Regions from separate parts of the Homo sapiens genome. Here region 1 is linked to region 2. Evidence: chromatin loops called from intact Hi-C (ENCODE). Cell type or tissue: A673. All regions are shown on one strand. Each heading gives the region's core, and the rest is flanking DNA. Links, peaks and the distances in the headings are about the cores only.

The links. Peaks named below come from ENCODE experiments on the same cell type or tissue, not always from the same donor. Only the 100,000 strongest peaks of a DNase experiment are listed, where the experiment ranks them.
Region 1: a loop joins it to region 2, with 4 times the contacts of the local background. A loop is called at or near these places in 1 of 110 quality-filtered maps.

The regions. Positions count from the first base shown.
Region 1 is chr1:209,904,464-209,912,656 of GRCh38, reverse strand. No RefSeq gene overlaps it. Among named protein-coding and RNA genes, the nearest start is that of SYT14, 30 kb to the left of the region's middle. In A673, for the core only: no CTCF peak of the experiment used is centred there; a DNase peak (open chromatin) is centred at 4,206; H3K27ac peaks cover 1,915 bases.
Region 2 is chr1:209,617,872-209,622,871 of GRCh38, reverse strand. LAMB3 (laminin subunit beta 3) reads left to right here. Exons shown (of 23, transcript NM_000228.3): 18 at 192-336; 19 at 4,213-4,420; 20 at 4,824-4,965. Among named protein-coding and RNA genes, the nearest start is that of MIR4260, 3.1 kb to the left of the region's middle. In A673, for the core only: no CTCF peak of the experiment used is centred there; DNase peaks (open chromatin) are centred at 1,251, 2,121 and 3,931; H3K27ac peaks cover 3,810 bases.

The DNA of each region.
Region 1 (8,193 bases), core at 1,281-6,280, 290 kb before region 2:
TAAGCTATCACTTCTTTCTGTCTCAAGGGCTTATCTGGTGGTGTCAAACCCTGATTTCTGCGAAGTCTGAGCTCCTGACCCCTTAATCAAGTCAGAGTTGCTGCACTTTTTCATGCCTCATCACAACTGGTGAAGAGAGTACCAGGAGGCACTCAAAGAGAATCCTTTGCATTCCATTGATATTACTTTCTGCCCTTATTGTATAACAGCAGCCTTATCTCCACTTGATAACCAAGGTCAATCATGACTGACAAGATGGTGACTCTTCTTCTCTCAGCTGATCTCTGAACATAGAAGTACAAAGTACGCAGATGGGCTTTAGCTTGTAGATCAATGGGACCCTGGCACCACTGCTCTTTTGGGGGGGACTAGGACCTCAAATGCTGCAGAGCCCAGAACTGTGGGCACAGGAAGCACAAAGTGCCTCATTGGGTCAATGAAAATGATGGTAAATGGGGATCTCATGCTTCCACCTCTTGATCCCAAGCTATACATAGAAACTTGATTCAATGTACACGTATATACTGCATATGATAGGATGTCATCCCACGCTTGCAAAGTATGTTTCCAAGCTGACACTGTAATTCTGCCTTGAACGAGTCATTCCAATGCTCTGTCAGACCAGCTGCTTCTGGAAGGTGTGATACAACCAGTAGCTTCTATGATTATTGGTCTTCTTGTACAACTCTTTCACTCTGAAGTGGATATCCTGGCCAGATGCTACACTGTGAGGGATTTCATGCCTATGAGTCACCTGTTCCATAAGCTCCCTATTAGTGGTGCTGACTGAGGCTCTGCAGGTGAGAAAGGCAAATCCATACCTGAAGTAAGTTTCTTTTCCTGTGCAAATGGATCTCTAGCCCTTTCAGGATGGAAAAGACCCAGTATAGAAAACTTAAAACCAAGTGGCCAGTTGGTCTCTCAAGGAATAATGCCATAAGTGACCTCAACATTGGTCTCATTGCTGGCAGGTCGGACATTCATATGTGGCAGTTAGAAAGGCCCTGGTAAGTGGGACTCCATGCTATTGAGTTCATGCATAGATTCCATCTCTGACACCACAATCACTCTGTTCATGTGCCCATTATACTAGTTTTGGGGTACCTGATGATCAAGGCTAGGTAGTGCCTTCTTGGTTGTTCAGTGCTTCTTCCAGGTTGGATGTATTCCAATAGGTCTGCATATACCATCGTTGAAACAGAATGACTATGATATGACCCTTTATATTTCTAGATCAACTTAGTTCCCATGTCCAACAGTCCTCAAAATGCCTTGGCATTCTTCTTGCTCCAGTGGGTAGTCACCTGAGTAAATGGCTGTAGGTCCCTTTGGGGAGGTCTAGAGAAATCTTTGTATTTTTCCTAGGGACCTATTCACCTTTTCAGTCAATAGGTTTAGAGTCTGAAAATTGGCTTAGATCCAGTTATCTTAGGAATTTAGCAAGGAATCACAACTTTTTTGTTGGGGAAACTGCCCTCAGCCTTCTATTCACCCATTTTTGCTTTCTTTTGATTCTATGAGGCAGCACTCTTGTTGGTTTCCCATTTATCTTGCTCCTAGGGATGCCACGTTCACCTAGTCTCCACAGCTTCCTTGTAGATTAGATCCCCTTGGCTGTCTCTACAAATTTGTCAATCAATATCATAATTGTTTTGCTCTGGCTTCCGGCGATTAAGGGTCAACAACTGGCCTTTTTGTTTCAGAACCTCACTATCCCCATTGCTATTGATGAGCCCAGCTCTGTGACTGCATCTCCTATGGTCAGCCCTGGCCTACAGAGAAAAGCCAACCTCGATCTTCTTAGCAATGTTGGTGCTTGTTTTATCAGCACGTTCCTGACAGTTTGGTAAATGATGTGACTTCTAGGCCCTGCTGTGGAAAATAATCTTCTGGTGGGTCTTCTGGCCTCACATCATATATATATTTCAACATGCCCATCTCCTTGACCATTTAAATCCCTTCTGCCACCATCTGCCATGGCCACTCAGGCATTTCAACTTCACTTAGTATGAACCATCAATTTCTGCAGGTTTCTAAGAACCACCCCTTCTTCCACTGAGAAGTGTCCGTGAGTCAATGAACTCTTGCTTTATTGCATCTTACTTTCTAGCTTCTTTGATCAAGCACTCTGGCTCCTGCTAGTATATGTTAGTTAATTCTTGCAGCTGCTTTGGGGGTATAATCTCTTTCCTCCCCTTTCAGATGTAGTATGTCCCCAGCTGGACATGCTAGGATTGAATCTTCATGATTTACTTAGCAGCCAGGAGAAGAAGAGGGAGTAGCTCTTCAGGGGGACACCTGTTGCCTTGTTTGATAAAGGACTCTGCCCTATCTTCCCACATGGGGGACATGCTGGCTCCCAAAAGCTGACATCAGCTGCTTTAGCAGGCCAGGCCACTTTCCAGTTCTCTTTATGAGTTTTTTTCCCTGATAATTTTCTCTAAAACAGGGATATTGTGAAAAGTTCTGCCCATGAACTTGTTTAATTACAACCTGTACATTTTATAAAAGGAATTATTTAAAACACCATGAAGAAAGAAAGAAATATTTGGGAGTTATATAATTGTAATTGCAAAAAACATAGTAAAGGTATGTCCTCTGTTGATAAAAGATTTTTCTCATTACCTGAGTGCTCTGCTACCTGCTGTTATCATATCCACAGTCAACAAATTAAGATACTATTCTTGAATTAGCATCTTTATCTTTTTTCCTAAGCAATTTGTATCATGATTCCAAGAAAAACAAAGAGAGTGTGGCAATGCCAAGTATTCCCTCGTCTCCTCATTCTGCTTTTTCAGCTCTCCAGCAAATATGCATGTAAATAAAAGACCTACAAATAAGATGTTTTGCCATAGAAATAATGAATCCAAAACTACCCTACTGTGTAGACACAAGGGATTTTGACAATCTGTTTTTCAAATGTGTGCAGCAGTGCACTAAGACAAGGATAAAATATTAGAAAAGCTTCACATCATACTCATTAGTTCTACATCCGTGGTCCCTAAATTCCACTTTGCCTTTTAGTGCAATAGCCCTACTAATGACATCCAGAATAACTGTAGGCCATTATCCCTGTTGGCCATAGTCCTTCCACTGGTGTACTCCCTAGTCTTCCGTGGGTGTGCTCTGAATTTTTATTTCTGAGCTGACCATAATAGCTATTTTTATTGAACACCTGGCATACGTTACATCACTTAGCTCCCACACCACATAGATATTATTATACCCATTAATACTGAAGAGGAAATGGAAGCTCAGAAAAACAAAGTAGCGCTTGCTCAAAGTCTCTCAACCAGGAAGTAACAGTCTAATTGACTAAAAAAGTATGTGCTCTTAATTTCTGCACAATATTGTTGCATATTACAAGCACTGCCAAAATAACCTGATTTGGTCATTTATTCCATGTGTTTCTTCTTGCTGAGAATTACCTTCCCCAGGCCAACTACAAATCAGTCATGGTCTTTTCCTTTTCCTCTACTACCCCCATTTTTTTTTTCTTTGAGACAGTCTTTCTCTGTTGCACAGGCTGAAGTGCAGTGGCACAAACATGGCGCACTGCAACCTCAACCTCCGGGGCTCAACTGATCCTTCCACCTCAGTCTCCCAAGTAGCTGAGACTGCAAGCATGCATCACCACACTCAGCTAATTTTTTTATTTTTTATTTTTTGTAGAGACAGGGTCTCACTGTCTTTCCCAGGCTGGTCTCGGACTCCTGGGCTCAAGCAATCCTCCCACCTTGGCCTCCCAAAGTGCTGGGATTACAGGTGTAAGCCACCATGCCCAGCCCTAAACTATCTCTTAACCACATATAGATAAAGAATGAGGAGATGGGGGGGAAATTGTAATTATATTCAAAGTTTCAGCTGATAAATGCATCTGTTGTATAAACAGTATATAACAAATTGTTGGACATATAATACATACAGAAATATATTCACACCAGGTGCGATGGCTCATGTCTGTCATCCCAACATTTTGGGAGGCCAAGGTGGGAGTATTGCTTGAGGCTAGGAGTTCAAGACTAGTCTGGGCAGTAAAATGAGATCTTAGATCTCATTTTTACAAGCTTTTTTTTTTTTAAAAAAATTAGCCAGACATGGTGGCACATGCCTGTAGTCTTAACTACTTGGGAGGTTGAGGCAGGAAGATTGCTTGAGCCCAGGAGTTTGAGGATGCCGTGAGCTATGATTGTGTCACTCTACTCTAGCCTGAGTGACAGATCGAGGGAAACAAAAGAGAAAGAAAAGAAGGAAGGAAGGAAGGAAGGAAGGAAGGAAGGAAGGAAGGAAGGAAGGGGAAGGAAGGAGGGGAAGGAAGGAGAGAAAGAAGAAAGAAAGGAAGGAAAAGAAATGTAATATATTTGCCATTAACAGCACAAAAGAGGTGGATAAGAGCAAAGCTTTATTGAGCTAAGAAAATGAATCCAGCTGGTAACTTGAATCCACGGAAACAAAGAGAACCAGAAATGACAAATAAACAGGTTAATATAACAAAAGCTATAAATATAAACTTGTTGTCTTTTCTTCTATTAGCTTCTTTAAAAGACAAAATTATATAAAATAATAACTATAACAATGTATTCTTGTGTTTTTAACATGTATAAATGTAATATGTATAATAATAATGCCACAAAAGGGGAGGAAATTAATAGAGCTATATAGAAAAACATTTCTATGTCACATTGGAATTGTTACTATAAATCTGAAGGTTATTTCAATAAGTTAGGATGAATATGGTAAACTCTAGAGCAATATCAAAATATCAGTAAGAAATTTAAATGCTTCATTAGAAAATATTCACTTAACGCAAAAAAAAAAGCAGTACAAGAGGAATGGAGGATCAAAAAAAAAAAAAGAAACATATAAAAACCAAAAAACAAAATGGCAAACATGAATCCAACCATATTAACTGTATTGTATCACATCATAAGCCCAACTATGTCATCAAATAATTATTTATATTTATTTATTAATGAGATTAGATATATGTACAATTATCTGTAATATATTTAATATGTATTAAATAAGCTATTTAATATTAAACGTGAACAGATTAAATATCCCAATCACAAAACAGAGATTGTCAGAATGGATAAAAAACAAGATCTAACTATATGCTGTCTACAAGAGACACAGTTTATATTCAAAGGTACAAATACATTGAAAGTCAAAGATGATAAAATGCATATATTATACACACCAACCATAAAAAAATGGAGTGGCTATACGTATATCAGAAAAAATAGACTTTTAAACGAAGAAAATTTTTAGAAATAAAGAAGGATATTTTATATGGATAAAGGGACCAATCCATCAGAAAGATATGACAATTATAAATTAATATGTACCTAACAACTGAGCATCAGAATACCCAAAGCAAAAACTACCAACAGAAATAAAGAAATTGACAATTAGCCAGAAACTTCAATACCCCACTTTCAATAATGAATAGAACAACTAGATGAATAAGGAATTGGAAGACTGGGACAACTGTAAACAAACTTACCCTAATAGACATCTATGGAACACTCTATCCAACAACAACAGCACATTCTTCTCAACTGCGCATGGAGCATTCTCCAGAATAGAACATATGCTAGGCAACAAAACAAACTTGAATACATTTAAAAGGAAAGAAATAATACAAAGTATGTTCTTCAACCACAATGAAATTAAATTAGAAATCAATAACAGAAAAAAGTTGTAAAACATGCAAATGTGTGGAAATCAAAATACACACTCCTAAATCATCAATGAATCAAACACAATCAAAAAAGAAAGTAGAAAATACTTTGATGTGAATAAAAATGAACATACAACATATTTAAAACATATGGGATGGAGTTAAAGCAGTGCTCAAAAGAAAATGTATAGCTGTAAATGCCTACAGTAAAAAAAGGTCATAAATCAATAATCTGATTTTCTATTTTAAAACACAAGAATAAAGTAGAACAAACTAAACCCAAACCAAGCAGAAAGAAGGAAATAATAATGATTACAGTGGAAACTAATTAAATAGAGAATTAAAAAACAATAGAGAAAAGCAATGAAACTGAAAGCTGGTTCTTTGAAAAGTTCAACAAACTGACAAATATTTAGCTAGATTGACCAAGAAATAAAACAACAACATAAATCACTAAAACTAGAAATAAAAAGCAGATATTACTAGAAACCTTACAGAAATAAAAAGATTATAAAGAACACTATGAACAATTGTATGCCAATACATTAGATAACTTAGATAAAGCAGAAAAATTCCTAAAAAACACAAACTCCTGAAACTGACTTAAGAAGAAATAGACATTAATTGACCTATAAGAAGTAAGGGTTTGAATTAGTAATCAAAAAACTACCTCCAAAGAAATGCCCATGCCAGATATCTTCAGTAGTAAATTCTTCGAAACATTTAAAGATGAATTAAGATGTATTCTTCACAAACTGTACCCAAAAAATAGAAGAGGAAATACCAAACCATACAAGAACACCACAAGAAAACTATAAACCAATATTCTTATGAATATGGACATAAAAATCTTCTACAAAATGCCAGCAAACTAAATTCAGCAATGTATAAACATAATGATATATCATGATCAAGTGGGATATACACCAGGTATGCATGGTTGTTTTATTAAACTGCAATTACTTTTGCACCAACTTAATAATATCTAAAAGTCAATTAATGTACTATGCCATAGCAACTGAATAAAAAACCAAAATCACATTATCTTAATAAATGCAGAAAAGGTATTTTAAAAAATTTTATACACTTTTATGATAAAGTACAAAAAAAACACTGACAATACTAGAAATAGAAGAGAACTTCCTCAACCTCCTGAAGGACATCTACAAAAAATTCACAGCTAACATCATTCTTAATAGTGGAAGACTTCCCGACTAAGAACAGGAACAAGACAAGATGTCTGTACTTAAAACATTTATTCTGTGTCGTACTAGAGGTTCTAGCCAGGGCAATAAAGCAAGAAAACAAAATAAAACCATCAAGTTTGGAAAGAAATAATTAAAATTCTTTCTACTGCAAATGGCATGATCTTGTATATAGAAATTCCTAAGGAGTCCACACACACAAAATACTAGTACTAATAGATTAGTTTATCCAGCTTGCTGGGGACAAGATCAATATATAAAAATAAATCCTATTTCTATATACTTGCAATAAACAATTGAAAAATGAAATTAAGAAAATTTCATTTATAATAGCATCAAAAAGAATAAAACATTTAGGAATACATTTTACTGAATAAGTGCAAAACTTAAAATCTGAAATCTATAAAACACTGTGAAAAAAATTAAAGAAGATTTAAATAAATGGAAAAAATCTCACATTTATGGATCAGAAGACTTAATAATGTTATTAAGATGGCAATACTCCTTAAATTCATCTACAGATTCAATAAAATCCCTGTCACTGCTTCTATGTAGCATTTTATCAGGAAGCCTAGCCAGTTCAGTAAAAACAGGCAAAGAAATAAAGATTGAGAGAAAAAAAAAATTACTACTGATATGGTTTGGCTGTGTCCCACTCAGATCTCATCTTGAATTGTAGCGCTCATAATTCCACATGTTGTGGGAGGGACCTGGTGGGAGGTAACTGAATTATGGGGGCAGGTCTTTCCCATGCTGTTCTGGTCATAATGAGTAAGCCTCATAAGATCTCATGGTTTTATAAAGGGGAGTTCCCCTGCACAAGCTCTCTTGCCTGTTGCCAGGTAAGACATGCCTTTGCTCCTCCACACCTTCTGCCATGATTGTGAGGCCTCTCCAGCCATGTGGAACTGTGAGTCCATTAAACCTCTTTTTCTTTATAAATTAATCAGTCTTGGGTATGTCTTTATTAGCAGCATGAGAAGAGACTAATAAGACTACTGTACTAGGTTATAAACTTCTTGAGGGCTTTGTTTTATTCCTTTTCATAACCTTGGAAATGCTTAGAATTAGACATTTTATAAAGCAACCCTCAAAAAATTATTAAACTCAATTGCAATTGAAACTGATTTCCAGTAGGTAGACTAAACTAGACAGACTCTTGTCTTAAACTATGAATCTGTAGCCAAGGATTACCAGATATTTGAACACTAAATGCCTCCAAAATAAAAGAGAAACTTAAGGAAACAGAGAATAGGAATACTGAAGAAATATATATGACATCAAAAGCAGAAGGGTTTTTATTTT
Region 2 (5,000 bases), core at 1-5,000:
CCTGCTTAAGGTGCCACAGCAAGTGCAAGATAGTTTTTTTTCTCTTTTACTGAACATCCACATGTAAGCTGGGTTGGTTACAAATGCTTCCTAGGTAGGTCTTGGCATAGAGGATGATCCGCAGAATCGTGGGGCTGCTGAGAGGTTCCCTTGGGGCCTTACCCCTTCTGACCTAGAGTGTATGTCAACAGATTAGGGCAGCCGAGGAATCTGCCTCACAGATTCAATCCAGTGCCCAGCGCTTGGAGACCCAGGTGAGCGCCAGCCGCTCCCAGATGGAGGAAGATGTCAGACGCACACGGCTCCTAATCCAGCAGGTCCGGGACTTCCTAACAGGTGAGCCCAGTCTCCACCCCACCTTGGCTGCTGTTCCAGTCCTGCCTGTCCCGCATTCCCATGTTCAGTGCATCAGCCAGCCCTCCCTCCCTAGTCCCAGGCCTGCAACATCCAGGCCTCCACTTCTCCTTGGCACCATGGCCATGACCTTCTCGTTCTCCCGTCTGCCCTCCCCACCCACTCCAATCCCTTGTGACCCATTCTCATTCTCAACACAACAGCTGAAATATCTCTTTTAAAATGCATAAGTCAGATCACATCTCACTCCTGCTTAAAATCCTTCAGTGGCTTCACCTTGTTCTTGGAATGAGCTCTCAACTCCCATCGTGGCTACAGAGCCTGGCCTCTGTCCATCTCTTGGGAGTGACCTTGGGCTCTTCTCTGCTTTGTTCACTGGCTGTCCTTGAACATGTCAGGCTCTTGCCTGCTTCAGGGATGTTTATTTGCTCTTTGTCTGCCTGAAGTCCTCTTTCCAGGGCTGCTGCTTCTTGTCCTCTGGGTCATCTCCCCAGAGAGGTGTTTCCTGACCATCCGATCTGTTTGTCCCCCATCATCTTACTTTCCTTGCACTACTCACCCTCATTCAGTTGTCAACAAGTGGATTGTCACTCCACTAGAATGGGGACTCCAGGAGGGCAAGGATGGTTGTCTGTCTTGTTGACTACTGTGTCACCAGCACCTAACATAAGGCCAGACACAGAAAGACATCTGACATTGGTGGCATGAATAAATGAACCAGACACCCTTCCTCACTGCTCTGGGGAGTGAGGAAGGGCTGTACAATGGAAAGATCCCTAAACAGGACCCGGGAGACTCGTGTGACATTGGGCAGGCTGCTTTTCTCTTTGCCTCATCTTTTGCTTCTATAAATGGGGACGGTAGTATTTCACAAGTTTATTCTGAGGATCAAATAACTGATGTAAAATGTGTTTTGAAAAAGGAAAAGTGCCTCAGGAACAAGAGTTGATATTGTTAGATTTCTGGTTCCTGCCAGGTTATTTGCTTGGCTGGGAGCCCAGTTAATACGAGCCCAGGGCTTGGTGTAATGACAGTGGCTCCTCTTGCTACTATTACAGTGTTTTTGCCCCAGATAGGCCGAAGTCCCCTCCTGAGTGCAGGTGGCAGGTCAGAGAGGGGCAGGAAAGTTCTTCTGAGGTCTCATGACTTGCATAAGGCCTTGAGGCACTCACCTGGGGAAAATATTACCTGGGGATGTAGGGAGATTGTGCCCCACAAACGTGGATGATGGGGGAGGTCAAGGTGTGGGGCTTAGGCTCATGGATAAGGGATTCTTGCCCCTGAGTCAAGTCCAGTGAGGCTGAATGGCCACTCATCCTGCATTAATCTCAGCCAGGGCTCTGGCCTCAGTGGGTGGGAGGTGAGTTGGAATTCTCTCCTGCCGGGTGCAGCTGAGGCTCATGTGAACAGACAGGGAGCTGCCAGGCCCCTTTTGTCCTCTCTCTTATACTTGTATCTCAGGTCAAGTCTTATGATGAGTCCAGGGTCAGAGAGAAAAAGCAGGGCCTGAGAGAGGCCTGGCCCCAGGGGGAAACCCAGGAAAATTTTCTGTAGCGGTGGGCTTGGACTCTGGTCTCCAGAGTCCTGGTGCAGAAGCCACTGAGCGCTGGCTGCTGTCCGATATAGGGTCACAGTGTGGGAGGGAGAGTGGAAAGTCTGTGGAGGGAGGAGGAAACATCGCCTTTCCCAGTTCTTCAAATGGAATTGACAAAATGAATAGTTAAGGCTTATTAAGTTCTAACTGAGTCCAGGCACTGTTCCAAGTGCTTTGCATGTATTACATCATTTATTCCTGACTACATGAACTAAGTACTCTTATTACTTCCACTTTGCACACAAGTAATCTAGGCACAGAGAGGTTAAGCAACTTGCCTAAAGGCATCTAGCTTGGCAGTGGTGCAGGTAGGCTTCAAGCCTAATTGTCTGACTCTGTCATTCACACCCTATTGCTTTACGGCATAGACACACAAATACATACACACATGCGAGTGTGCATACACAAACACACTTTCTCTTGCCTCTTGCCTTTGCGAATGTTTTTCCTCTCTCTGGATCGTCTCCCCTCTCCCACCTCTGCTGACCTGTCTAGCTCCTGCTCATCCTCTAGGAATCTAGGCATCCCACTCTCCAGGCAGCCTCCCTGGACCTATCAGATGGCGCTGGGGGCCCCTTCCATGGCCATCATAGCACCTGTGTTTACTCCGCTCACTCAAAGCTGTACTTCCTTGTTCATGTGCCTGTCTCCCATTAGATTTCCAGCTCCATAAAGGCAGGGACTGAGTTTAATTTGATTTGCAGTCTCAACTCCTCCCATGCTTTTGCTCAAAGCAGTAAATATTTACTGAGCCCATCCTGAGACCCAGAAGGCTCTGCGACTGAATGTCATACCGATTGACCCTGAGGATGCAGCTGAAGTGGTGCAGAGTAAAGGAAGGGCAAGATCTAGGTGGGGATGTGCTCATCCTGGAAGGCTTTCTTGAGAAGGTGCACATGAAGCCTTGTTTTGAGAGTGGGACTCTGGGTTAGAAGAGAGGTTGACGAGCTCTATTAGGAAGGTCCTTATGAAAGCTTGCTGCTGGGATAAACCCACTTAATGAAACTCAACCACAGTTATGCTGCATGCAAGCCCCGAGGGACACAGCAATGAACAAGCATGGCTTCCACCCTCCAGGAGTGTCCTTCCACCTGGCATGGGATGGGGCAGGGAATGAGACCTGTGTGACCAGCTAGTATCCTCTAGTTGTAGAGTGAAACTGGGCCTGGGGCCCCAGAGGAGTTCAGATTCCAGGGCAAATCATCTGGTGAGTGGGTGCCCCCCTCCTTAATACCTCAATACCAGTGAAATCTGTAAAAGCAAATTGGGAGAGATGGGGAGGAGATGTCATCTCTGTACTTCTGACCTTACCCTCTGACCCAGAGTTGGTTTGTAACAACTCTTGCAAATGGATTGTTTCATGTTGTACCTTCAGATTGGGGATTGATATTCCTTTTTCACCGATCAGGAAACTGAGCTTAGAGGAACCACTTGACTTGCCCAGGTGGCTTGAATAGTAAAGCAGAGATCTGAACCTGAAGCCCTGTCAATCATTCATTCACTCTACGCACATGAGGACCTCCAAGTGCCAGGCACTGTGCTGGGGTCTGGGGATATAGCTGTGGACAAAACCCAGGCCCTGCCCTTGTAGAGCTTACATTCTAGAGGAAAAGAGACCAAACAAACCAGTTAAATGAGTACAGTGTTTGGCACATGGGTGGTGCAAGTGCTAGACAGAAAGATAAGGCAGGGAGGGACGATAAGGTGTGCTACAGTCCAGGGTGGAGGTTGCAATTCTAGATTGGATGGCTGGGGTTGGCCTCCCTGAGAAGGTGATATTCCAGCAGAGACTTGATCATTCTTATTTGCCTTTGCACAAATGAGCAATCTTGCCTGAGGGGGAATGCAGGGAAGGGGTCTTTTTGCCAAGGAAGCAGCTCCAGTTTCTGGCCACTCTTCCCAATTTAGGGCTGATTGTGCATGTGCTGCAGGCATTGTTCAGTACCAGCTGTCTGGCACCACCTCCTTCTCCCCAGCCCGCAGCTTCCTGTGGCACCAGACACTTAGTTGGCACAGCTGTGACGACACCCCTCCTCCTCCCTGCTGCAGCATGGAGCACAGGATAGTCATCCTCCTACAGCATTCCCAGAAATCCCTGGAGAACAGGCGCCTGAGTCTGGTTGAAAGGGGGCAGCAGCTCCTTGGGACACCACGGTAGAGGGGCCACTGTGGGTGCCTTCCACAAGTGCTGCTCAGCTAGGAGAGGCCTCGTATCTCTGGGGAGGTTAGTGGGCTCCTACAGTCAAATGCGTGTTGTCTTCCAGACCCCGACACTGATGCAGCCACTATCCAGGAGGTCAGCGAGGCCGTGCTGGCCCTGTGGCTGCCCACAGACTCAGCTACTGTTCTGCAGAAGATGAATGAGATCCAGGCCATTGCAGCCAGGCTCCCCAACGTGGACTTGGTGCTGTCCCAGACCAAGCAGGACATTGCGCGTGCCCGCCGGTTGCAGGCTGAGGCTGAGGAAGCCAGGTATGGCCTTGGGCCCTGAACTTCTCTCTGCCCAGGATTAAGCTGGCGTTTTGCTCCTCAACCCCGTTGCTGGGAGAGGGGTACAGAGGGCTGGGAGACAGGAGGGGGTGCTTACCATGGTGGAGAGTGGTACACAGAGTCCAGAGTGCAGGTTAAACTTAATTTGCATGACTGTGTCTTCCGTATTGGAAACCGCCCAGAAGGTGTCTTGGGCATAATGGGAACATTCATCACGTCTGCTTGGTGGGGTCCTGGGACATCAAAGCTACTGAGTTAATACTTTCCTTGCTCTTTGCCTTGGCTGGGAAGGGTGTTCTTTTGGACTGGTGTGTGAGTCGAACCACACATTGATTCACTGTTCACTCATTCTCTCTCTCCTCTCCCTGCTGCTTCTCTCACCCAGGAGCCGAGCCCATGCAGTGGAGGGCCAGGTGGAAGATGTGGTTGGGAACCTGCGGCAGGGGACAGTGGCACTGCAGGAAGCTCAGGACACCATGCAAGGCACCAGCCGCTCCCTTCGGCTTATCCAGGACAGGGTTGCTGAGGTGAGGCATTATGGCTTCCTCCGCCCATATTTGGG